Regions from separate parts of the Homo sapiens genome. Here regions 1, 2, 3 and 5 are each linked to region 4. Evidence: chromatin loops called from intact Hi-C (ENCODE). Cell type or tissue: MCF 10A. All regions are shown on one strand.

Evidence for each region. Hi-C counts contacts between places; a loop is a spot of excess contacts. Peaks named below come from ENCODE experiments on the same cell type or tissue, not always from the same donor. Only the 100,000 strongest peaks of a DNase experiment are listed, where the experiment ranks them.
Region 1: a loop joins it to region 4, with 11 times the contacts of the local background. A loop is called at or near these places in 16 of 110 quality-filtered maps.
Region 2: a loop joins it to region 4, with 4 times the contacts of the local background. A loop is called at or near these places in 15 of 110 quality-filtered maps.
Region 3: a loop joins it to region 4, with 13 times the contacts of the local background. A loop is called at or near these places in 8 of 110 quality-filtered maps.
Region 5: it touches region 4 in a loop (25-fold over the local background); 17 of 110 quality-filtered maps call a loop at or near these places.

The regions. Positions count from the first base shown.
Region 1 is chrX:31,212,012-31,217,011 of GRCh38, reverse strand. The region is part of intron 64 of DMD (dystrophin); the gene reads left to right. Among named protein-coding and RNA genes, the nearest start is that of FTHL17, 140 kb to the right of the region's middle. In MCF 10A, a CTCF peak has its summit at 2,871 (motif pointing left); no DNase peak of the experiment used is centred here.
Region 2 is chrX:31,034,840-31,039,839 of GRCh38, reverse strand. No RefSeq gene overlaps it. Among named protein-coding and RNA genes, the nearest start is that of FTHL17, 35 kb to the left of the region's middle. In MCF 10A, CTCF peaks have their summits at 801 (motif pointing left) and 2,775; a DNase peak (open chromatin) is centred at 2,769.
Region 3 is chrX:31,656,711-31,661,710 of GRCh38, reverse strand. It overlaps DMD (dystrophin), which reads left to right. Exons shown (of 79, transcript NM_004006.3): 54 at 3,567-3,721. Among named protein-coding and RNA genes, the nearest start is that of FTHL17, 590 kb to the right of the region's middle. In MCF 10A, a CTCF peak has its summit at 3,109 (motif pointing right); no DNase peak of the experiment used is centred here.
Region 4 is chrX:31,421,098-31,426,097 of GRCh38, reverse strand. All of the region lies in intron 60 of DMD (dystrophin), which reads left to right. Among named protein-coding and RNA genes, the nearest start is that of FTHL17, 350 kb to the right of the region's middle. In MCF 10A, a CTCF peak has its summit at 2,003 (motif pointing right); a DNase peak (open chromatin) is centred at 2,027.
Region 5 is chrX:31,277,518-31,282,517 of GRCh38, reverse strand. All of the region lies in intron 62 of DMD (dystrophin), which reads left to right. Among named protein-coding and RNA genes, the nearest start is that of FTHL17, 210 kb to the right of the region's middle. RefSeq lists an enhancer at 2,912-3,206. In MCF 10A, a CTCF peak has its summit at 3,024; a DNase peak (open chromatin) is centred at 3,037.

The DNA of each region.
Region 1 (5,000 bases), 210 kb after region 4:
GGTGGGTTGGAGAGAGCCCAAACCATAGGGCTAAATATACTGCAGTTGATAAGTGTGACAAATATTCTGCAAACAGTAAGAAATAGAGAACATTTTGCCTCTATTCAGCAACTAAAGCACACATTATAGAGATTTGGTACAGGCTGGAGTTGTGTGAATAGTCACAGTTTCTGGACTCGCCCTCACCATGACAAACCAGGTGAAAAATGCACCGCCTTCTCTGTAAATGCACCTCACCTTTTGATGGTGCGCTAAGGGTGACATTAGATAGGCTTCAGTTGCTAAAGAAGACTCTCAGGACCCACAATAACATGGCTTACAAATCCGCGCTCTATTGCCAGAAAAGGCTACATTACAAGAGCATTACTGTCAGGATATGGATCCACAGCCACAGGCTGCCTCCACAGCAAGGGGGTCTCGAGAGGCCAGTGTAATTATTTTGCCACTGTCCTACAAAAATCTACTTTTTCTATATACCATGTATTATTTTTCACATAGGTTAGAGGCCATGTCTCTGTTAGTTCTGAGTTTAAGACGTCTTGAGGACATGGCCAAACTAATTTTCTCAGTTTATATGGTTTGACAGATATTAGTGCCCAAGAGAGGTCTCATAACATGACCCATCTATCTCCCAGGGGAAATACTGTAATCTTGTTTAGCTGTTACCCACTAGGGAAAGAATGGTTTTCTCTCAGTCAGATGCTAAAGAGATTAAAGAACACCTCGTAGGTTCCGTTTTCTAGTAATTATTGGTTCCATTCTCCAGCTATCAACCTTGGCAGCTTGCCATCCCTATCCTTCCTCCTGGAATTGGATGCCCTTGAAGTGCGCTTCTTGCACTAGGAAGTCTTTCTCGTCAGTTTATCATTTCTCATTCAAAGCAAATTCTACCTGGCCAGGTATCTCTAGCCCAGTTCCTAATTCTCCTAATAGAAGTTTCTTTTATTTCAAGTGGATTCATGCCCCTTGGCCCACCAGACATGTTGCCATTGAGAAATAGCAGCTTTAATGGGAAATACACATGAGACACAAAAATGTGACTAGGCTAAAATCATATGAATAGTAGTCACTCCTAAAAGGACTTTGGTTTGGGTATGTCACAGAAATTTCTGTAGCCATCCATATCCAATTTCTAGCTTTTCAGTCTCAGGAAAGTAGGCCCACCAAATTCAACTTAAATATCTGTCACTGATTCAAGCTGTCCCAATTGTCCCTCCACCCACTAATGGCTTTCCACACGGAGTAATGGGGCAAATAGCTATTTTTTTAAACACATAATGTTATGACAGATGAAACATACAGCACGTAAGCCTTCTATCACATGCCCAATACCTTTGTTAAACCTTCATCATCACAATTGATGGCCACACAGTGTTTATTGAGATTGTTATAAATCATTGTTCTTCAGATTTGACTGGGTAAATATTCCCTCAGGTTATTTCCTGACACAGCTGATTAATAACAGATATGTCCTGTGAAAGAAGAACCAAAAGACATTAACGAATACTAACCAAAAGCCACATTAATATTGCTCCATGGTGTTGTAGTCGCAGTTAGAACGCCCATCTCGTCATCCAGTGTGTTGGATAGGTTGGCTGACTCTCCCACTCACATCTTGGCTCTTTCAAGGAGGAGGAGGTTTTAGCAGAGTCCCCCACCCCAAGAGGCATCTGAGTCTAAGCCAAGGGAGCATATTATTCTCTTATTTTAAACCTCTCCGTAGGCAGCAACATTATATTAGGTTTTCCCTTTAAAAAAAAAAAAAAGTATCGGCTGGGCTCGGTGGCTCACGCCTGTAATCCCAGCACTTCGGGAGGCCGAGGCAGGCAGATCACGAGGTCAGGAGTTCGAGGCCATCCTGGCTAACACGGTGAAACCCCATCTCTACTAAAAATACAAAAAATTAGCCAGGCGTGATGGCGAGCGACTGTAGTCCCAGCTACTCGGGAGTCTGAGGCAGGAGAATGGCGTGAACCTGGGAGGCGGAGCTTGCAGCGAGCCGAGATCGCGCCACTGTCCTCCAGCCTGGGTGACAGAGCAAGACTCGGTCTCAAAAAAAAAAAAAAAAAAAAAAGAAAAAAGAAATAAAAAAGTATCTTTGGTGGTTTCCTTCCCCTTGCAACAATCTCACCTTTTTCCTTTTATCATTAATTTTAAGCCAAACCTCTTCCCCAGCTACACACACACACCACACAATGCAGACAGTCCCCAACTTGTGAAGTTTCAACTTAACAATTTTTTGATTTCACAGTGATGCAAAGTGATATGCATTCAATAGAAACTCTACTTCTAGATTTGAATTTTGATCTTTTCCAAGGCTAGTAATATGCGGTATGATACTCTCTCCCCTTGCTGGGCAGCAGCACTGAACCTCAGCTCCCAGTCAGCCACAAGATCATGAGGCTAAACAACTGACACTTTACTGTGTAAGGTGTTGCTAGACAGTTTTGCCCAACTGTAGGCCGATGTAAGTGTTGGGAGCACATTGAAGGTAGGCTAGGCTAAGCTGTGAGTTTCAGTTAGTTAGGTGTATTAAATGCATTTGTGACTTAAGATATTTTCAACCTATGATGGGGTTGTGTGATAGCTTCAATTAGGCAAGGCACAAGGAAGGAGTAATCCATTCCATTGATCCTTGTGGAATGCTTGTGCTTAAGTACCAACTAATAGCCATAGTATCTTATTTTGGAATATTACCAGCCTTTGAAACTCTTAATTGTAGCCCCAGTTCAGGGACTACTAGGTCTGGCATCAAAAAAGAAACCTGTAGTGACATAGGGAATACCTGTAAGTGCCCCACTTGAATTATCTTTTTAATTGTAACTGGTCTCACAGGTGTAGCCCATTTCTCAAAAATGATAGTTGCTTCAGCTTTTTGGTTGGGACTCCACCTGCAGGCCAGAGAGGGTGAAGCCCAGTGGAAAGAAATTCTGAACTTAACATTAGCTTTTGGATTTTTTTTTAGCAGCCTTGCCATCAGTTTGCAATTGCCTCCTAATCCATTTTGTTAGCTCCTTAGGTTCAAGTTCTCTCACTTCCAGATTCCACTAGAAAGTTACACCATCAGTAACCAATTTCAAAGCCTGTGTTACTTTTCAACCAAGCGTAGCTTGTTGAGCAACTTCAAAGGTTCTTTTTCATCCCTTTTATCAGAATCTTCTTTTTTTCTTTCTAAATAATGCCTCAGTCATACTTTTAGCTAAGAATGAGTTGGAGGTGTTCTAAACAATCTTGCTTCTGACACTCACTGCCCTGACAGTGGAAGTTAAACAGGGTTCAATTGCTAAAGAGGACTCACAGGAACCAAATGACAGTGCTTACGAATCTAGAGTTCCTTGCAGAAAAAGGATGCAATATACCCACAACATTAAAACAAGAATAAGTGTCACAGCCACAGCCTGCCTCACAGCATAGGGTCCAGAGAGGACAGGTGCAAGCTATAATTGCCCTCTGTCTGCAAGAGCCACACCACGATGCATTTTCTCTCTTGGAACAAGAGCTACTGATGTGAGCACAGAACACCTTGGAAACCAGGGAGCACAAATTGGAGTTTCAGCCAGGGTTTCTTATATCCCGTGGGTAACCTAGGCATACTGTTCCTATGTAACCAGCCTCAAACTCAGTGGCTTCCGTTGGTCTGACTGTGCCCGGGTAAAAATGGTCAATGTTACTGTTAGCAATAAACAATGGTGATAACCTGCAACCCATGGCTACACTTCAACACAGTAAGTCACTTTGAAAAGCAAGTGCTTTGACCAGGGCTCTGCACTGTGTAGATATTTTAGCAAGTCATCTCGTGCCAACTCCAGCCTCTCTGGAATTAACCCTTACTGCACAGACAACTACATCAAAGTGCATTGACTTTCTTGAAGTGCAAAGATTTGCTTGGGAGGTCCCTCAGCCATAAGTGTAAGTTGCCTGTAGAGTGGCATGCCTGGGCAAGAAAAATCAGCAAACATACAGCAGTTCTTCCACCATTACTCACCTCTTTCTGTTTCTGTGCTAATTAGATCACAGAATTATTTATACATCAACATAGAATATACAGATTGACCTATAGGATGAACTTGGGGTTATATGGGCACCATGAGACTTTTTTTTTCTCCACTAACCAACTTTTTGGTGCTTCTGTTTTATCCTACTGTTGTCATTAGCATGGAATGCAGAATGGTTTTCCTGTTCTGTAAAGTCAGTAAGGACACCTTCTGCCACCCACTTTTCCCCCTTACAATATGTACCTCCATGAGAAATCAGAAAACCTAGATATCCTGCCATAACACCCAGAGTGAGTCTCCATATCTCTGGTCTCAGTTGTCTCAACTGCAAAATGATTTTAAAGCAACCTTCTGGCTCTAAGAGTCTATCACTCTGTAAAAGACAAAAAAAATCTGTCTTACATAGGAAGGAATAGCAAGAGTTAGCTACTGTGGCATACATAGAAAGGAAAAGAATGAGCTTTTGAAGCTAGAAGGTTGAGAAGATGATTAGGCACAACCAGAGCCTCAGGAACCATTAGTGGGATCCCTGTGTTGAAGTCCTGCCTGCTCGCCGCCCCCCAACCGCCACTGTCTGCTTTTCCTGCACAGCAAAGAGGATCCTGGAGAGTCAGCCATTTCTTTTATCCTGTCCCCACCCTCTCTCACCCCCACAGCCCTCATGCATAGGGTACCACCACATGGTCCCTGTTCTTCAATGGCTTCAAAGCCTATAGCATCCTCTACTGTAAACATAATTTAGAAAGTGAAGATGTATTAGAATACTTGGGTTTTTATGTAGCTTTAAAGATATATCTACTAGTGAATACACACAAACACACACACACACACACACACATACACACACACATATATATATATATATATATAATATATTTAATGGAAATTCCTAGCTTAAGGAAACAATGGTTTCACACAACTGTATCTGCTGGTTGCTTATTGAGGGTCCTAGAAAGAGCTAATCATTACATTTAATGTTTCATCAAAAAGTCTAGGTGTGTTCTC
Region 2 (5,000 bases), 390 kb after region 4:
CATGGTGGCGCATGCCTGTAGTCCCAGGTATTTGGGAGGCTGAGGCACAAGAATTGCTTGGAGGCGGAGGTTGCAGTGAGCCGAGATTGCACCACTGCACTCCAGCCTGGGTGACAGAAGTGAAACCCTGTCTCAAAAAAAAAAAAAAAGAAAGGAAAAGAAAAAGAAAATTCTGTATGCCATCATTCCAACATTAAGGAATGACAGCTCAATAACAATGATAATGATGACCATAATAACAGTCTGATCCAATGACATGGGCTGTGCCAAATCTCATTATGAATCTTTTGTTAACCTGGGCCCTATTGCTTTCAATATTAGATGATGTTTAAGTTTCCTTCACGCTCTAACAACCTATAATTTTACTTTGAGGTTTAAAGACAAGTGCATATCACTGTGAACCGGGAGCCTTGACACTAAGGAGAAAGAGCAGAGAGGTAAAGTCAAGATATTCAAAAGGAAGAAGAGGAAAGGAGAGAGGAGAAGAAAGGGTACCTTTGACGCAAAGCTGCCAACTCTTGGAAAAAAAGGGTAGACCACAAAAGCATGCACACATGCACAAAACCCTCATTATTTTTCAGCTACCGCCTATCTAGATCAGCTGCTGTTAAGCCCTGCATTGCTGACATGAGTCAGAAAAGTATATGCTGTAGTCTAGCCGAGATTAGGGGGTTTGCTTTGTATTACACCAGCTTCCAACTACTATTTCACTGCAGCAAAAATGACAGATGAGGGAAAAACACCCCACCCTACAACCTACGGTGGTGTTTAACATAGGAGATGTGCTCCATCTGCTGGTAGAGACGATGACCACAGGCAGAGAGGCAAATACCATAAAACAGAATAAAGACACTCATTTTAAACTGGATTCTGATTGTTTAGATAAAAAGGGCACCTTTTCTTTAAAACACACACACACACACACACACACACACACACAAGAAAGAAGAAACAAAGAATTAAAATCATGACATTTACAAAGACAGAAGCTATGAAGGAAAAGGGGAAACAGACTGGACAGAGATACAGTGGGAGAAGAAGCATAAAAAATAGGCAAGAAAGTGCTGAAATAGCAAAACTGCAGGAAACAAGCTATTTGCTCATCACTTTAACACAGAAGCTTTTTTAAAAACCCCCACAGGATCTGGAAATAATATGCCACGTGCCATGTTGTAGATGCTTCATTTATATTATTATAAGAAAATATTTTGTAGGGATTCTATCCACATTGACACGATTCACTTGAGTAAGGCCAAGTCTTAATATAGAATCATTATACATTTTGTCATTGTCTGGGGATGTACAGACAATAGTGCTGACACTGAAAGTTCGCAGCAATTTGGAAAAGACTGGAGGGGTTGAGGCATGACCAGCCCTTCTGTGCCTCTTGTGCATATAGTTGGGTCTCTAATGACAACAGCTGTTGCCTACCAAGCCCGTCACTCTTTCCAATCATGATTCTTAGGCGTCTAAAGAATCTGATACTTTTTTTTCTCAAACAGAGCTATGTGCTTTTTGACATGCTGATGAATATTTGACCATCACTTCTCACTTACAGGCATTGACAGTGCAAGTCTGCAGTGTATTCTACAAACAACTTTTTTCACATCTCATAGACTTGCCTTATCAATTGGTCTTGTAGCTTCTCAGGATAAAGAAAGCAGAAAAAGGAACACTTAGGATCTACTAGGCACCGGGCTCAGTGCTTCATAGGCTAGTCATTTAATCTTCACACCAGTCTTATGGGAGTCTTTCCAATTGTCCTTATTTTGAAGCTGTCAAGACAAAGCCTCAGAGAAATTAAAGAATTGCCCAAATGCTATTAACTCATAGATCTGGAAAGCTGACCAAAGGAAATATCATGTGTGGACTTTCTAGCATGAAAATACGCCATGCTGGGAACACTCAGTATCATAATAGAAGCCAGTATTTCTCAACTTGTAGAGCTCAGGCCATGTGCATCAGGATTCCCGGAGTTCCTTGTCAAAAATGCAGACCCCTAATCCTCAGCAAACTGGCTGAATCTGAATCTCTGGTGGAGCCCTGGAATCTGCATTTTAACAAGTGCCAGGAGATGACACATTAAACAAGTGTCAGAGATTCTCATTAGATTTGGGAACCATCTGATATGAGATAAATGAACAAACAGAAAATCCATGCTGGGATACCAAAGATGTGGTTTTAGAATTAATGGCATGGCAGAGGCTTTCTCTATTTTTACAGTTCAGGCTGCTGTGCCATGGGGCACAAACATTATTGCTTGTTACCTGGTTAAACTACTCAGATTCTCTGAGCCAGTTTACTCATCTGTGGAAAGGGAATCATAGCTTTTGTCTCACATAGCTATAGTGAGGTTTAATGCATGTGAAAACACTATAAATTCTAAATAGCTCTGTGGTAAATTGTAAAATATGATAAAAAATTCTCCTGCCCCCTACATCCATACCCTTGCAAGATTGATGTCACAGCTCTTCCCATCAAGACGCGGGGCACTTGCCTCTATTTTCTGAATCTGGACTAAGTGATTTGCTTTGACCAGTGGAACAACAGCCAAGCAACATGACTCAAGCAGAGGCTTGAAGACTCTTGCATTTTGGGGTTTGCCCTCTTCCTGTGCTTGAGATCCTGAGGCCATCATGTGACTGAGTCTCAGTTAGCTTTCTGGAGGATAAAAGGCCACTTCAAAAAGAACCACAGTCAGCCAGCTAACAGCCAATATCCAGCCAACTGCCGGACACATTAAGTGAGGCTATTCTGGCTCATCTGGCCACCTGCTGGAACTTCCAGCTAACTGCAGACTGATGAAGGAAACCAGCAGAAATCAGTAGAGCCAGACTAGACCAGAAGAACTTCCCAGGAAGCCTGCCAAATTATGAGCTAAATGATTGTTGCTTAAAGCCACCATGTTTTGGGAAAGCTCGTTACACAGCAAAAGCTAACAGACGTAGGTTCAGGCACATGCTACTATTTAAGTTATCTAGTATTTTGAGCATGGGTTCTGCGGTTTTCACAGACATTGCCCAGAAGTGCAGACTACAGATGAGCAGACATGAATGCACAAATTTTCAGTCAAGTTATTTCATTCTATGGGCACAACGCCTACCGGAAATTGTTTTACAATATCTCCTGAGCGAAGCATCCTATAAGTAGCAGGGAGGTGGAATGAAAGAACCTCTCCCTATTATCCTAACTCATTGTTTTCATAAAAGAAGTTCAGCAGCCTTATACAGAAGGACAAATAACCTAACTTTTCTCCAAGCTGACTGTCAATAATAATCTAACTCCACAAAAGCATGCATAATCTGCTGCATACCTTCCCGTGCACACACTTTCAACACCCTCCTGCTGGCACCAAGATAAATGGCTTCATCAAAGGCAGCCATGGAGCCTTGCAACCTGTTGAGGCAGAAAAGCTTCCTAGGGGATCAGAAACATCCTGATGCCTATATCAAACATCCTCACTGCCATGTGAAGCATCACTGTGCAGAATACATTAAATAAACCTGTAATGGTGAACAGGGCAGGATTGTCCTACGCCGTTCGCCCCGGGAGTCTTTATACTATGATTAAATGCCTTTGATAGGCATTTTCAAAGTGTGTTGTTCCTCTTGCTAAGTATGTTTGGCGAGAGAACACCATCATCTGGAAACAGTATCTGAGGGATCTCATTCAGTGAAACAAGGTGCAAGTGTTTTCTGTCAAATCCATTTTCTACAACCTGAAAAGTAAGCATAAAATCAAGAATTTTTAAACCTTTCTTTCATTCTCTCAATAGATTTAGAAATCGTGCAATGAATCAATACAGCCGTTTCACCATTCATTTGACGTAGAGCAAATTGCAACCCACTCTGGAAGTAAGTGGCTATTTGCAAGGCTGATGCACCATATTCCAATCACATACTCATTCTGCACCCCACACACTTTATTAGATGGTTTGGTGGCTATTGTTGTTTGAGAATAACCACATAACCCATTTTCTTAAATCTATCTGTAAGCTGTGTTGAATCAGGTTGATATCTTAGAATGCCACTGGGTAATCCAAAATAAGTCTCAGGCTCCTTCTGCTTATTATGCACAGGATTGAATATGTTCACTTACACTGTAGAATCTCAAATGCCCTTTTGAAAGCCTAACAGATTTTCTGGATATAATTTGGAATTTTAAGCTTCATTCAAAAAAAATCAAAATTAGTCTAAATAAAAAATCACCATTAAGTCAATTAATGTGAGTTCTAGAACCAGGATCTTACTGAAAATTTGCTCATATCAGATCAACTGCCACTGAACCATGGTTAGTTAACAATAAGCTTTTATTTGAAAAGTAGATAATAAAAACCAACTGAAGTTGTGGTAGAAATATTTAGGTGCTGGATACAGTCCTGTGGTTGGAAGTGGTCCAGGCAACAAATAATGAATCCCCACCAGAAGGAAATGAATAACCAGTAGAGAATGAAGAAATAGAGAAAACCATCATGTGGGCACAACCAGAGGAGAGAGAGGCAAGCAGATGATATTTGAAGCCATGAGCATGGTGAGCTCTCCCCCGAACATTTATAGAGTGACAATAGAATATTGCTAAGGACAGCACTCCAAGGAGCATCTCTACTAAAAGTATAGGAGGAATATACTCAGTATGAGAGACAAGTGGCCAGATAGGTAGGAGGAAAACCTGGGTGCCCTGTATCACCAAACCAAAGGCAGAGAATGTTTCAACACAAAGAAGATGCCAAGAGAGCAAGTAAGGAATTAGAGGAAGGAAGTCTATTGAATTTAACAAGAAAAATTATTAGTGACTTTGACCAGAGCTGTTTTTGTGGTATGGTAAGCTCAGAGATGAGACTGTAGTGGGTCGAGGAGTCCATAGTAGGTAGAAAATGAAGAAAGCAAGAGTAGACAATTGTTTTAAGAAGTTTAGCCATAAAACATGTGGGAGAAAATGGAAGAAACGGAAGAAGTAACAAGAAGAGAACATAGGATTGGGAAGCCATGCTAAGAGTGGGA
Region 3 (5,000 bases), 240 kb before region 4:
ACAAAGGCAATCTTTTTTTATAAGCTAGTGCTCACAGTATTTTAAATTTCTTCACACACCATGATCACCACACAAGCAATTCCCTGTGGTGTACACCATTGTCAATGGAATTCAGAAAGAGAAAAGGGTGTGTGTGAAGTCTGTTGTATTTTTGAATTTACACTCCTTCTGAGGTCTGGAGTTATCCCAGTAGTAAATTTCACAGCAGTAGGCAAAGCTGGTCAAGGTCATGGTTCCTAGTGTGAATGACACTTGGGTAAAACCCAAGGTGGGCGGGCAGAATATTACCGTAGGAGAAAGGGAAAACATTCTGTGTGGGGAATGTCTTTAAGAAGGGAGAAAAAAAAAAAAGGCTACCTTTGAGAACCTTTGTGTTTATATAAGGGCCTGAGCCCCCTCAATGTCAGTCAAGGTCAGTGGGAGTTTTACTTTTTAATCCTACATCCTCACAAAACCTGGGCAGTATTCAGTGAGGGTTAGCACTCAGTCAAGATTTCCTTAGGTATAACAGTCCTAACTTTCGCTGTGAATACAATTTTGCAGAAAAATATATGGCACGCGTATTTCTACCTTTCAAGCATTAAAGTACATCAAAAAGTTCTGGTTTGACGTCAAGCCTCACTCTTTACTACCTTGTTTAGTAGGAAATCTGTCATTTAACTCTAGCTTACTATTTCTTTCAGAGATTTTGGAAAATTCTAGGATATGTTATAATTTATAATTTTAGGCATTTTTATGATCTATTGATTATGTTTTTAGATTCATTGGCACCTTCTGCATTTTATGTTTTTTAATTTTAACAGCTTTATTGAAGTGTAATTGATATACAAAAACTGCATAAAATTATATGGGCTAGAACATGTGCATATACCCATGAAACCATCCAAATGGTATAACCTCTTATATCTAGACTTTTCAAACAGGAACCTATGAGTGATGGGTGGCTTCCAAGGTTATTTAACTTGCTTGAGTAAAATAAATGATTTTAATTATATATTTACTAAAAATTTTGTTTTTATTTTGTATTCCTGAGCTTTTACATATATGCTCTGATACTGGTCCATCATAAGTATTTTATTAACAATTCAGTGTTTTATAAAAGGAATTCATTTGAAAAAAAGGTAACCAAGTTATTGGTCTCAGTTTTGTGGATGTTCATGCTATTAATTAGCAATTTAATAGATGAGAGATAATAAGCTCTTCTTTTAAAATGCAAATAGCACCCTCTGGATACTAAGGGCCAATTACATGTTCTTTCGTATCTTGGAATACATTTCTTTTATCACTTTAGGTTTGGCTTAAGTGAGGAGGAGAAAGAAAGAAGTGGTAATTTTGTACCCTAGGATATTTCTAGAAAAGGCAAGCCTTTGGCAGAAGTTCCCTCAGAAGGGCTTTCAAATAGTGCGAGGATCTGAAAAGTGGAGAATAGAAACTGTAATGCTTGATAAAAGGAGTATGGAAGAAAAGGCAGGCATTCCACGCGGATAAATGTTAATTGTTTTGTAATAGCAGCAACTATGCTCTGTGCCTTTAGACACTGTCCTCTGCTTTCATAGCAAAAGTCAGTGATATTGGCATTAGCTTCTTGATAATAGTTTGGTAATCTGGGTCTATTTGCTATATGCAGTAAATACTATTACTTGGTTTGATTCTAGGATGTTTTAGTTAACTGAGAAATTACATTATATATAGATTGTATATGTTCAATAGGAGTTCACCAAACACGCTGAAATTATGCTAAGAACACTGTTTGATTTTTATTCTGTAAATATCATACTAACGCAAAAGAACAAATATTAAAACAAAAATGATTTTTCTCCTCAGAAGCATTATTTTCAATTTCTTCCATTTCGTGTTCAGCTCATGATTATGTATTCTTAGAGATAAACACAGTGTAGTTAAAAATTGTGTTCTGTTTTTTACACAAGAAAATTGTGCTCTTTTTACAGTGATTACTGTGCACATTTGCTACATATTGGACCATTGGAATGATGTATTATGTTCTTTTAATGTCCCTGCATTAAACATCGACATTGTTTCTCTTTTTTTTTTTTTTTTTTTTTTTTTTTTTCCGAGATGGAGTCTCACTCTGTCGCCCAGGCTGGAGTGCAGTGGCGTGATCTTGGCTCACTGCAACTTCCATCTCCTGGGTTCAAGCAATTCTCTGCCTCAGCCTCCCGAGTAGCTGGGATTACAGGAGCCTACCAGCACACCCGGCTAATTTTTATATTTTTAGTAGAGACGGTGTTTCACCATCTTGGCCAGACTGGTCTTGAACTCCTGACCTCGTGATCCACCCGCCTTGGCCTCCCTAAGTGCTGGGATTACAGGCATGAGCCACCGCACCCGGCCTGTTTCTCATTTTTTTACTGCTTTGGTTAATGAAGATTTTAAGTCATATAGTATATTGATCTTCTTTTGAAGATTTTATCAGGATAAAGTACCAAAAGTGAGATTATTGAGTCAATGGGAATAAGCATTTGTATGTCACTTGGTATCTATTGCCAAATTGTCCTAATAGATAACGGTCCCCAGCAGTAATACGTGAATGTGCTAGTTTTACTGGTCTTTTCAGCTTTGGATTTTATTTTTTGTTAATTTAATTGGTGTCCAATTGTACCTTTTCAATTTAATACTCTATTTTTTATTACTTGAAAGTTAACTTTTTTCTTTTTAAATAAAATCATCCCACTCTTTCTCTTGTTTGAACTACCTGTTCCTATTCCTGTGTCCATTTATCAATGACTTAACCCATCCTATTGAATTTGATATAACTATCTTAACAATTAGTATTATCTTAATGCTTAGAAGCCTCCTCTCTGCACTTGCAGAAATGTTTAATAGAAATTTCAGGTTGATATGCTTCGAGATAAAACCTACCATTAATTGACTTCTTTCTTTGAAATATGTTTCAAGTGATGAGATAGCAAGTTTGAAAACACTGAATTGCCAAAGACAAACAACGAAGAAAATGTAGGTGATTTGGTTTAGTAAGATTCTTATATTTTGACTTTTTTTCTAATTTTAAAGTAAGGTATTCTAAAAGTATTTTGATCCTTCAAAAAATTCGTGACTAGAATAACAGTACTATTCTTTTGTTGTTCAATATTTTCTGTATGCAGGTTTAGTTGAACGCCAGTAGATGGCACTAATTACATAAACAATTCAACAAGTTAATGAAGAGGGAAAGAAATGTATGAGGTTTTTTTCGTTCAAATGTTGTTATATGTCACATATTCAACAATTATATATGAGCTTATTTTTGTAGTTTTTTTCTCTTGTGATAAAAACAATTAAGCCCACTTTATTGCCAATTAATTGCTACTAAGTTGAAATACTTGATACTGGTTATTGCTCAAGATGCTGCATTTGAAAAGTTTGTCCTGAAAGGTGGGTTACCTTATACTGTCATGATTGACTAAATCATATGGTAGGTTAAAAGCAATCTAATATATGTATTCTGACCTGAGGATTCAGAAGCTGTTTACGAAGTATTTTAAGACACTCCAACTAGAGATTTCATAAAAAAAACTGACATTCATTCTCTTTCTCATAAAAATCTATAGCAGTTGGCCAAAGACCTCCGCCAGTGGCAGACAAATGTAGATGTGGCAAATGACTTGGCCCTGAAACTTCTCCGGGATTATTCTGCAGATGATACCAGAAAAGTCCACATGATAACAGAGAATATCAATGCCTCTTGGAGAAGCATTCATAAAAGGTATGAATTACATTATTTCTAAAACTACTGTTGGCTGTAATAATGGGGTGGTGAAACTGGATGGACCATGAGGATTTGTTTTTCCAATCCAGCTAAACTGGAGCTTGGGAGGGTTCAAGACGATAAATACCAACTAAACTCACGGACTTGGCTCAGACTTCTATTTTAAAAACGAGGAACATAAGATCTCATTTGCCCGCTGTCACAAAAGTAGTGACATAACCAAGAGATTAAACAAAAAGCAAAATACTGATTTATAGCTAGAAGAGCCATTTATCAGTCTACTTTGATAACTCTATCCAAAGGAATATCTTTCTATCTCATCATGGCGCACACTGCCTTACCTGTTATCTGATAAATAAGTCACTTTGGGATTCATGATAGAGTTATAGCTGTACATGGTCTCATCCTAGTATCTCACTCCACACACCCAATGGGAAAATTTGTGGAGGGCAATATGACTCGTCACTTCATTTCCCATTATATATGAATGGAAATTAACAGCGCTTATAGACAGTATCTCCTCAAACTAAGCCTTGTATCCTTATTATACCTCTCTTGATCTCTAGTGCTTTTTTCACTAGCATTTATTCCAATCATAAATAAAAATATAAATTATGTAACTAATTGTTAAATATTTGTCCTTTAAATTAATCTAAATGCCATGAGGGCAGAGATTTTGTCTTTCTCATTTGATACATCCCCAGGTCCTGAACCACGTGATATAATAGGGAGCTAGTAAATGTTTTTTGAATGATGACTCCCTTTGCAGAATGTACAATTACCTTGTGCAAGCTGAAAAAATAGCACCTGTACAATATGAGGAAGACCACGGTGAAAAATAATTGAGTTCCAAAATATGACATCAATTACTGAAAAAATAAGCTCGGTGATTTTTAACAAGAAGTAAAAGTCACCACTGGGGCCAAAACAGATTTTGAACTAAGAGTAGGAAGTCTTAGGAGAAATGAGATAATGATATATGGAAATTAAGCGGCCAACTAAATTTTGAAACTGAGCTAGACATTAGAGAGTAAAAACTCCTGTGAAGCTGAATTTAAGCTGGTCACCCTGGGGAATAGAGCAACTCTAATCCTGAATTCCAGACAGTAGGTGTATAGATGGAAAAGACCATGGAAAAGAAGATTCAACCTAAAGTTGGGAAGTTTTAATTGGAGCCCTATGAAAAAGACCCTGGTGGAGAAAGGGCAAACTTGAATATGGAGCTGATATTTGGAAAAATTCTCATAGTAACTACTTTTTCTCAATGGCAAGGCTT
Region 4 (5,000 bases):
TTTAGTATGCATCAGAATCCCCTGGGGGCTTGTTAAACTACAGGCTGGCAGGCTGCTCCCAGCGTTTCTGATGCAGTAGGTCCAGCGTGGAGTCCGAGATTCTACATTTCTAGTAGGTTGCCAAGTTATGCTGCTACTCCTGTGGTCAGGAACTGCACTTTGAGAACCACTAATCAAAATAAACTGAAGTCCAAAGACCATCAGACCTAGAGCTGGTTAATTCAACAGATTAGCTATATCAAGACTTGAGGTCAGCTTCTCTGGGATTCTCTTGTCTTTTTCCTCATGGTCCCAAGATGGCTTCCCACTGCGCCAAGCAACATATCCGCAGACAACAATAACCAAGGCAAGAAGGAATAAGGTTCAAGGATAACTGTATTGTGTGCGTGTGTGTGTGTGTGTACTCATGCCTGTGTGTCTGTGTTTGGAAAAGCAAACGTTTCCCAGAAGCTCCCCAACAAATTTCTTCTTATGTGTCAACTAGAACTGGATCTCACTGAACCTCTTTAAGCCAATCACTGGCTATGAGAAACAAGCTTACTGTGATTGGCTTAGACCAGATTTTAATTTTTTCCTCAGAGCTGTGTCCTTTGTTGCCCAATATCTGAACATAATTGAGCTTCTTTACCAAGGAACAAGAAGTAAATAGCTGTTAGTTAGGCAAATAGCTGGGTATGTCCACAAATGGGTTCTGAAACAAGTGTGATTATAATGAGGTTCAGAATTGAAAATATTAGTACAAATGCTAGTAAATAATGTATGATATTGGCTTTCTTATCACCATTTGCAACAGAATAACAGTCTCATGAAGAATTTGGCACAGCCATTGTAGAAAAAGTGCCTTTTCAGAGCTCACAGTATGCATGTACTCATCTTGCTTTTATTATACCTGTATATGGAATTGCAAGCTGTCCCTTCAGGTAATGAAATTTAGACAAGTTGGAACCTGTATAACAGCAAATCAATACTGAAATTATAGGCAAAGCCTGTACTTGTGCAGACTAACACATAGGATAGAAAGACTTTGTGATCAAAATTCAACAAATCCCACATTTATAGGTATCCAACATAGAGAGAAAACTATATATAGTGGTGTGTCTTTTTATGTGTTTGCGTTTTTCTCCTTATTCATTCCTGAAAGTGTATTTTCTTTTAACAGACTCACAACTCAGCTACACCCCATATGCCCACAGTCAACACAGTGGAAAACTGAGTTGTTTATTTGAGCCTCAAGTCATCCAAATACTTCGTTAAACGTTGTAGTAAAAGGTCTCCCCTGAATTCAAGGAGGATGCCCTAAGTTTTCTGCATCCTTTTGATAGAGGAAAGTATTAACTAATGTCAGACTATCTGTTGTTTTATTTTCCTTTACAGCACTAGATTTTGTTAAGGACATTGATAATTTTGAAAGAGAAGCTAAGCTAAGGTGACAAATATATCTTCTGTTGGTCAATATCTAAAATTATGTATTATTTCTTTTTTGACTACACCTTACAGTGGTTAGTTTGCACTTTACGTAAAAAACTGATGTCTACCATCTTCCATCTTTGTAAGCACCATCCAGCCTAATAGTTGTTGGTTTGAATAATGCCACAAGCTTTGTCCAGAAACCAAAAACCTGATTTCCAAAGACTAGTCTATGTAGCTGAGCCCTTCATTCCATAATCATTAAACTATGGTTAGGACACAGTATCCAGTCTCCCCTCAACCTTGTCCAATCACAGTCTATGCAGAGATCATGTAACTCGATTAAAATCTAGAACCATAGAGACATTTCCCTTCCCTGGGGCAAATGGGAATTGCACATGGGGGAAAATGGTGTGGATAAGCAAAAAACGGAAGTTTCCAAAGTGCAACAGAATATTGATAATTTTAGTACATTTCAACATACAGTGAGTGTAATGACGGCATTTTCCTACTGCTTCCTTAGTTGTGAAGATTTTGTTTTTTCTTCTGGGTTCACTGCCGGGAAAAGAGCAGAAAATGTTTTAGAGCCTCTGCCAGCAGAGGGGGCATTTACCATTTGTGCATAAGGTCTCTGGCACTGTGCCCTGGGGTTCTCTTTTCTATATGTTTCTAACAGTCACACACAGCAGTGTGACTGTTTACAGATACTTTACCGTCTTCTCTGATTGAAGCAGGGACTGGTTTGCCAGCAACTTTTGGTTGTTTTTGTTTTTTTGAAGACCATGCAACTAACAGATGTTTGTTGTTGGCTCCATATCTACATTCTTTGAAAGCTGGAGAATCAAATTGCTGACATTCAGACAACACTAATTCCCATATCCAGGGAGCCTAATTTGCCGTCCCTGAGATCCTGATTCCTGGTGTTCACGGGTTTAAAAACCATTTCAGTGACACAATATAAGAATGGGCTTGGGAGATGCAGCGCTGTCTCCACTAAAGATAATCACATTTTATAAACATCTGCGTCATTACTGGTATGATTCATCTCTAAGCTGTATACAGCTGTGTTTCCAGTTTCAATTAACAATCCCTTAATTGCATATCCATCTCATGTTACTAATTTAGTTAATTTATTCATAATTAAGAGTATTCTGTTTTCTACCAAGGTTTGTCGAGCTCAGAACATTATAAAGAAAAATATTTTAAGGCAGCATCTCCGAGGGATTTTGTTTCTTATAATCACATCACAGTAAAATGTCATTCATGCGCCCAAAGGAAGATGAATTGCTAAGGGATTTTTTTTTCCAGTAAAATAAGAAGCTTTGGGAAGCTGCAGTGTGTTGTGTTTTTAAACCAAGTTAAATGCGATGCATTTTGTTCTTTTCTTTCTCCTTCCCTGACATCCTCTCAAAAAAATTATCATTTTATTTGTATTATTGCTTAAGTATCACAGCAAATCCAGTCACCAGTGCAAATAAAACTGTCATTACCCTGTCAGGTAATGGTGTCTCTTAAAATCTAAGCTATAAAGTCTGTACATTTTAGAGGACATTAAGATCAAGAATTTTTAAATTGCCTAAGTCTAAGCAAGTGGAGTACACCCTTGTGGAAAATGGAAGGCAGATGAAAACATGATGCCAGGCAGTGAATTCATTTTAGTTTGATCTTTTCTACAAAAATACATATATCCGTGCAGCAAGAGTCTTGCCTGTGTTAGTACATGTGTCTGTGTGTCATTCAAAGCAGCAATAACAAAAAATTAAGACCATTTCTCACTTTGTTTATTGTTCAAGAACTCCCACCTATAGCCTTGACCTGTGTTTGAGCTTAAAAAAAAAAAAAGTCTTATAACTGCCCAGTGGTTTGGAGATTTTACACAATAGAAATAATAAGCCATCTTTTGCCTCACATGAATTCTACTAAAATCAAAACTCCATAGGATACTTTCCAAAGTAACTGGTGAAAGGAAAAGTGTGGTAGTATAGGTATGCATATTATCCCCATCACTTTATTTCTGAGCTCTTCTATTTTTTAAAAATTTTAATTTGTATCTTAAAAGGGCAAAACATAAGAAGAGGTAGGAGTATTCTAAATTTCAGTGACAACAAATTCATTTATTTTACAATTTAACCATTGCCCGTCAACATTTACTTAAAATTTCAGCATGGGAGGTTTTAAACACTTCTAGAGTCCCATCTTACCCCATTTCCACGATGCTTTTCTTCTCCATGTGTTGCTGCAGTTTAATATTGTCTGCGTGTTTTAATATGTTAAACGAGTTAAACATAGAGTAGGAAGTTAAAACTGTTAGCAGCTATATGTTTCCCAAGATTGATGAAAATTCAGGTAACACTCCAACCTGTTAAAGATACCTGCAATCTGGCCAGGTGCGGTGGCCCATGCCTATAATCCCAGCACTTTGAGAGGCCAAGGCAGGCAGATCACCTGAGGCCAGGAGTTCGAGACCAGCTTGGCCAACATGGTGAAACCCCGTCTCTACTAAAAATACAAAAAACATTTAGCCGGGTGTGGTGGCATGCACCCATAGTCCCAGCTACTCGGGAGGCTGAGGTGGGAGAATTGCTTGAACCCGGAGCCTGGGTGACAGAGTAAGACTCTGTCTCAAAAAGAAAAAGAAAAAAAAAAATATATATATATATATGTGTGTGTGTTTATATATATATATATGTGTGTGTATATATACATATATATATGTGTATATATATATGTGTATATATATATATATATGTGTGTGTGTATATATATATATATATATGTGTGTGTGTGTGTATATATATATATAGAAAGAGAGAGAGAGAGAGAGAGAGAGAGTAAGCAGGGAGGGGTTGAAGCCAGAAAAGACTAGAAATTATCTAGGCCAAACCCTTTAATTTATAGATTAGGAAATAGTTTCTGGTTGACTTAGCTGAGACGTTCTCATTTGTTAAAAGCAAGATCAGAAATCAGACACAATTCAACGCTCTTCACTACACCTTGTTTTTCTCTTTGTGGAAAACAAGACGTATCCTGTTCAAAAATTTATGCTGTTTATCTGAAAGCCCAAAATGCCTGTTTACATCATATTTTCCATTTTGCAATAGCAGCTCATTTTGGGGATTATTTTCTGATGAAATCTCTAGGTTTAGTTGTACTTGAATATCTTTTTATCTGTACACACTGGAATATGCATATAATAATTGATAGAAATGTGGATTTTAAAAGTAGAGATGATCATTATTATTTTATGATCCTTTAAGTTAATAAAATTCACCTAGAATAAAATAAACAAGTTTAACTAAAGTTCTCGCATTTTCCCAGAAATCGTAGACTAGAAACTAGTCTTATTTGCTTATTTTATTCCAAAGCTTATTTTACCTCTATTATTTTGTGGTTCTATAAAATATTTCTGTGTATTCCTCCAAAGAACCTCTTGGAAAAGAAAGTAAACATCACATCTGAAAAATAGCTGGGCATTTTTTCATTATCTCTGCAAGGGGAGGGGACGTGAAAGGCAACCCCATATAGAAACTCAACTCCCTGCTTTTTACAATGAATGAAGTTTTTCCACTGCACTGTCAGAATGGTAATTCTTG
Region 5 (5,000 bases), 140 kb after region 4:
TAAATGACTTTATTAGTCTTAGGCAACACATTTCATTTTGCATTGGATAAAGATGCTTCTTCAGTAAAGTGTTCATTTATAGCATTGAGAATCTTGAAATATAACCGGTGTCATCAAAGGGTAGGAAGGTAGAGGCACAGAGAAGTGATTAATCACTTTTCCCTCCAATGAATGATCTACTGTCAAGTTCAATAATCATATTTCATCTATAAAGAGCACTTTGAGCAAAGCCTGTTTTGCACACGTCATTACATTTGATTACAATTAAGTATAAATATATGCCTATTATTTAGCTCTAGTTAAAATCTGCAAAAATATAGAAGGCTTGTGGGTGATGTAAATTGGAGATTTGCATAGGTTTAGGGTACAATATTAGAAAACACTGTAGTTTTATTTTTGCTTTATGACTAAAAGGCACTAGCTATGTTATCTCGTTTGTTCACCAAACTAAAAAACAACAGCTAAAAAGCAATGTAACAAATTTCCTCTAACCTTCTTAACCCATCCACTGCTGTCGCATGACTCTCACAAATCAGAAATAAAGAACCATTTCTCTACTGAAGGTCATCAACTCATTTGAGGGCCATAGATCAGTAAAAAATAACTTAGTCTGAGACATTCAAATCACTTGCTTTTTAGGTAAATATTTTGGCTTTTAAAATGACACAAATCTGACCAAAATGTTACTCAGCTTTATGGGAACGGGATTCTTTTCTAGATAATCTTAGGGACGATCTTAACTCATATTGTTTTTGTTCAGAGACTAGGTCTAATTTGTTAGAAGTGCTGCCATGGGATCTCATTCTACTCAACAGGAGTGCATTCTTCTTATCCAGTATCCACTAAAAGTCACTCCTCCTCCCATGAAAAGAGTTGCCAGTGGAAAACTCAGAGAAAACATGGGAAGGGATTGGTGATGTCATATAAGGAGATTAGAAAACATTTTTTTAACGTTTAAAAAGTAAAGAGATGAATTTTAAAATTTACAAACCAATAAGTTTGATGTTGATGAGCAACAAAATCCTGGAAAATGACATCGTACTGATTATTAATGATTACATAGGATAACATGCTGCTGGGAATCAGCGTGATACTCTCAAAATCTGCCATGTCACATGCACCTCATTTTCATTTTTTTTATGGCTGCTTGATGGTTAGATGAGAAGACTGTTAGAGACAGCATAACTTAGGATTTTACACCACATTTTTCAAGTTCTCTTTTGAGAATATTGGGTACAAGATAAAGAACAGTGGGGCTGGCTAATAGGCTGAATTTGAAGCTGATTAAATAATGACATCTAAAGAATGTCAATTAATAGATCTAGATCAACACAAAATAGAGTCTCTGTCGTTGGCCCTGCCTTTGCACATGGCTGTTTCTTCTTCAGTCATCTCTTAAGCTCAACTCAGCCCTCTGCCTGAAGACCTCATTTGGCCAGTTTTGCCCATTCATTACTACTGTGAACTCTCTTTTGTTATTTTTTTCCTGTTTTATTCTGAGAATGGATTGAGCTAGATATGTGGAAGTTATGGGAAAGCATATTTTAACTAAATATTAAAGAAACTTTTGTAATCGAGCTCTCCAAAAAATAAAATCCGCCACTTTGAAAAGCATTAAACTCCCTGTACAGTAGATTTTCAAGACTGAAATGACTGTCTCACCCCTAAAGGCAATTTCTGTATTGGATGAGAGGATATAATTCATTAACCTTTAAGGTCACTTGTGAATCTAATGTTTTGATATTTTCGGAATTAATCAGAAGGGAACTGACAGCATGACCTGAATCTGTCCTATATTTATGTAAACATCCTGTGTGATGCACCTCATTCTTTGTGCAGTTGTATGCATTTTTGAATGTTAAATTTGATTTTAGGGCAAACGCTTTTTTAAAAAAATTTTAAAATAAACTTTATTAAATAAAAATTTACACACAGTAAACTGCCTCCATTTAAAGTGGTTCAGCGATTTTTGGCAGATGTGTACTTGTGAAACCACCACTGCAGTCAAATGACAGAACGTTCTTACTCCCCCAAAAGCCTCCTTGTGCCCCTTTGCAGGTCATTTTTCCTTTCACCCCTGATTCTAGGCAACCACTGATCGTCTTTCTCTCACTGTGTATTACTTTGCATTTTCAAGAATTTTCTATAAATAGAATCATACAGTATTTTTGTATGTATCTGGTCTCTTATATTCAGCATAATGATTTTGTTTCCAGCTTGAGGATATTATGAATAAGACTGCTAAAAATTGTATACTTGTTTTTCTAAATACCCCTTATAAAATCTTACTTTTGAGAAGCATATTACTAAAATAACTTCCCAGGTTATATGTGTATTTGTTCTTTCTGTTCATTTCAGCATTATCTTATTAACAAGCAACTGGAGGACATGCACCAAGGATAAATTGACTAGGTGCTAACTGAATTTGTGAGAAAGGCCTAGTTTCTAACGTTCTTTCTTGGGAGCAGATGTGTAACAGCTACTTTTGCTGTATAACAGACCAACCCCAAAACTTACTGGCTTAACACTGAGGTCAGCAAACATTTTCTGTAAAGGACAACATAGTAAACACTATAGGCTTTGTGGAGCACTTTGCATCTTTGTTGCACATTCTTTTTCTTTTTACAACTCTAAAAATGTAGTCATACTTAGCTGAGAGGCTGTACAGAAGCAGGCCATAGACCAAATTTGAACAATAGTTCATAAACTCTATAACACAATGGCCAGCCATTTACTTAGCTCACTATTTGATGGGTGGATTGGGCCATTTATGTGGTGTGACCAGTTGTACTACTGTTTGCCAGGCATGCTTATGCATCTGTAGTCAGCTGGCAGCTGGATAAGCTATCGTGACCTGACTCATATGTCTGATGGTTGACAGGCTGTCATCTAGGAACAGATGCAACTAGGTTTGTGTGTATCTCATCATCCAACATGCTAGTTCAGGCTAGTTCACATGGAAACTTCTCAGGTTTCTGCTTGTGTCATGTTTGGTAGTGTCCATTAGCCGAAGCAAGTCATGTCATAGGGCCATCCCAGATGTAAGGAGTGGGGAAAGACTCCACCTGTTGGTGGGAAGAGATACAAAGGCACACTGCAAGAGCTGGACACCAAGGAGAGGGCTAGAACTTTTGGCCATGTTGCAAGATATCACAAAATATTCAAGAAAAGTTACAGGAAGGTTCCTCTGTGGACTAAATTCTCTTCTGAATTTAGATGTAGGTAAAATGGAGTGTGCTGTTAAAATTCATGCTTTGTGAGTAATCATTGCTAGGCTAAACTGTTTGTGGCTTCACAGCCAATGGTAGACATACAGCATCCATAATCTAGTGCTTTTAAAAATATAAGAAATACTGATTACAAACATAGTTAACCACTTATTAGTACTGGGAATTTAATGAAAGCTGCTGTGATTAAATACTGAAAAAAGAAAGATTGTGGGTTTCCTTCTGGTAACTTTCAAAGCTGGTCACTCTTTTGAAAGGAATTTTATTCTTAAAGCTGTTATTTTTACTCATAATATGCTTAATACCCCCATGGCTGCAGACTGTCTAAAATGTTCCTACAATTATATGAGAATACTTTTAAAAATCATGATAATTATCAGTCTTCATGGACACTTATTCAGATTAATTTCCCCAAGCACTTAATAGGATGAATTTATAAGCATTAAATAGAATGGGGACCATCCAGCCCTAAAATGTGACCATTCTGTCAGGCACACACTTGCCAATTTGTTGGCGTGGACCTGAGCACACTAGCAAGGACTTTGAATTAGGTCTCACTGCAAGATGGAAGCAGAAGGGCATTTCTCAGTTTATGTTTTGAAGTGTTTTGTTCAGACAGGCAACGTGCAGTTGTGTATAGTAGTGTGAGCTACCTGTTACTCCCCTTAACAATACTTTTAGCAGCAATGTTTTTCCTCCTGCAATGTGACAATATCACCATGCCATTTGGAAGAAAACAAAAAGGCTGAGTGATTCCTGGTATACTCCCAAACAGCCACCCAAACGAACAGCTGGCAGAGAAGACACCCCCTAAAACTTGGAGCAGATTCTCAGCCCCTGCAGCATCTCATGTGGTTAGAACTTCAGACTTGATGAACGCCTCCCCAACTTGCTCCCCCTCCTGAATCTTTTAATCCTCCTCCAGTCTCTTGTAATGTTCCAGCCCTTACCAGGGAATAAGACTGCAAACTGTCTTCCGTCAACTTCTTTCCAAATCCTAGTCTAGAGAAATTATAATGATGCATGATTGTCCAGTGGGCATGTATAGTTTGTCCATTTCTTTATGTAGTAAAGCCTGTAGCTTTCATCTTTTTTGCCAATCCACTATAAAAATTAATTTTATATGTCATCCTGGTACACACACACACGCACACACGCATCTATATCTGTAAATCTTTTTCTGTCTATTCATGCTTGTATGATTGAAAGAAAAGTTTCACAAAACATTACTTACCCATACCAAATAGTACACTTTCATATTTTTTTTTTTTTTTTAATTTCAACTTCTATTTTAGATACAGGAGGTACATGTACAGGTTTGTTACATGGGAACATTGCATGATGCTAAGGTGTGGGGCTCATGACCTGTTACCCAGATTGTGAGCATAGTACCCAATAGGTAGTTTTATAACCCATTTTCCCCACTCCAACCTCTACACTGTCATATTTTCTATTCTTTTCTGTTTCATTAAGAACAATACTGGTAATGATCCACTATATAGATTTCATGACGTACTAAGGGTTCATGACCTGCAGTTTGAAAAACACTGTAGTTAGTTTTATCTCCACCTCAGGCCAGGTCATCAGAAAGCTGCATTCTTAGACCACTTTGCCTTGGCCCCCATAAGATTGCCTCAACTCAGGTGTACCTCGGCATCATGTTCCTGGCTTATGTCGAGGGGCACTGAAAACTGCTGAAGGGATTTTTCTGAAAGTCGACACCATGCAGTGTCTCCCACCTTAGATCCCATGCAGATCTGTTTATTCAATCTA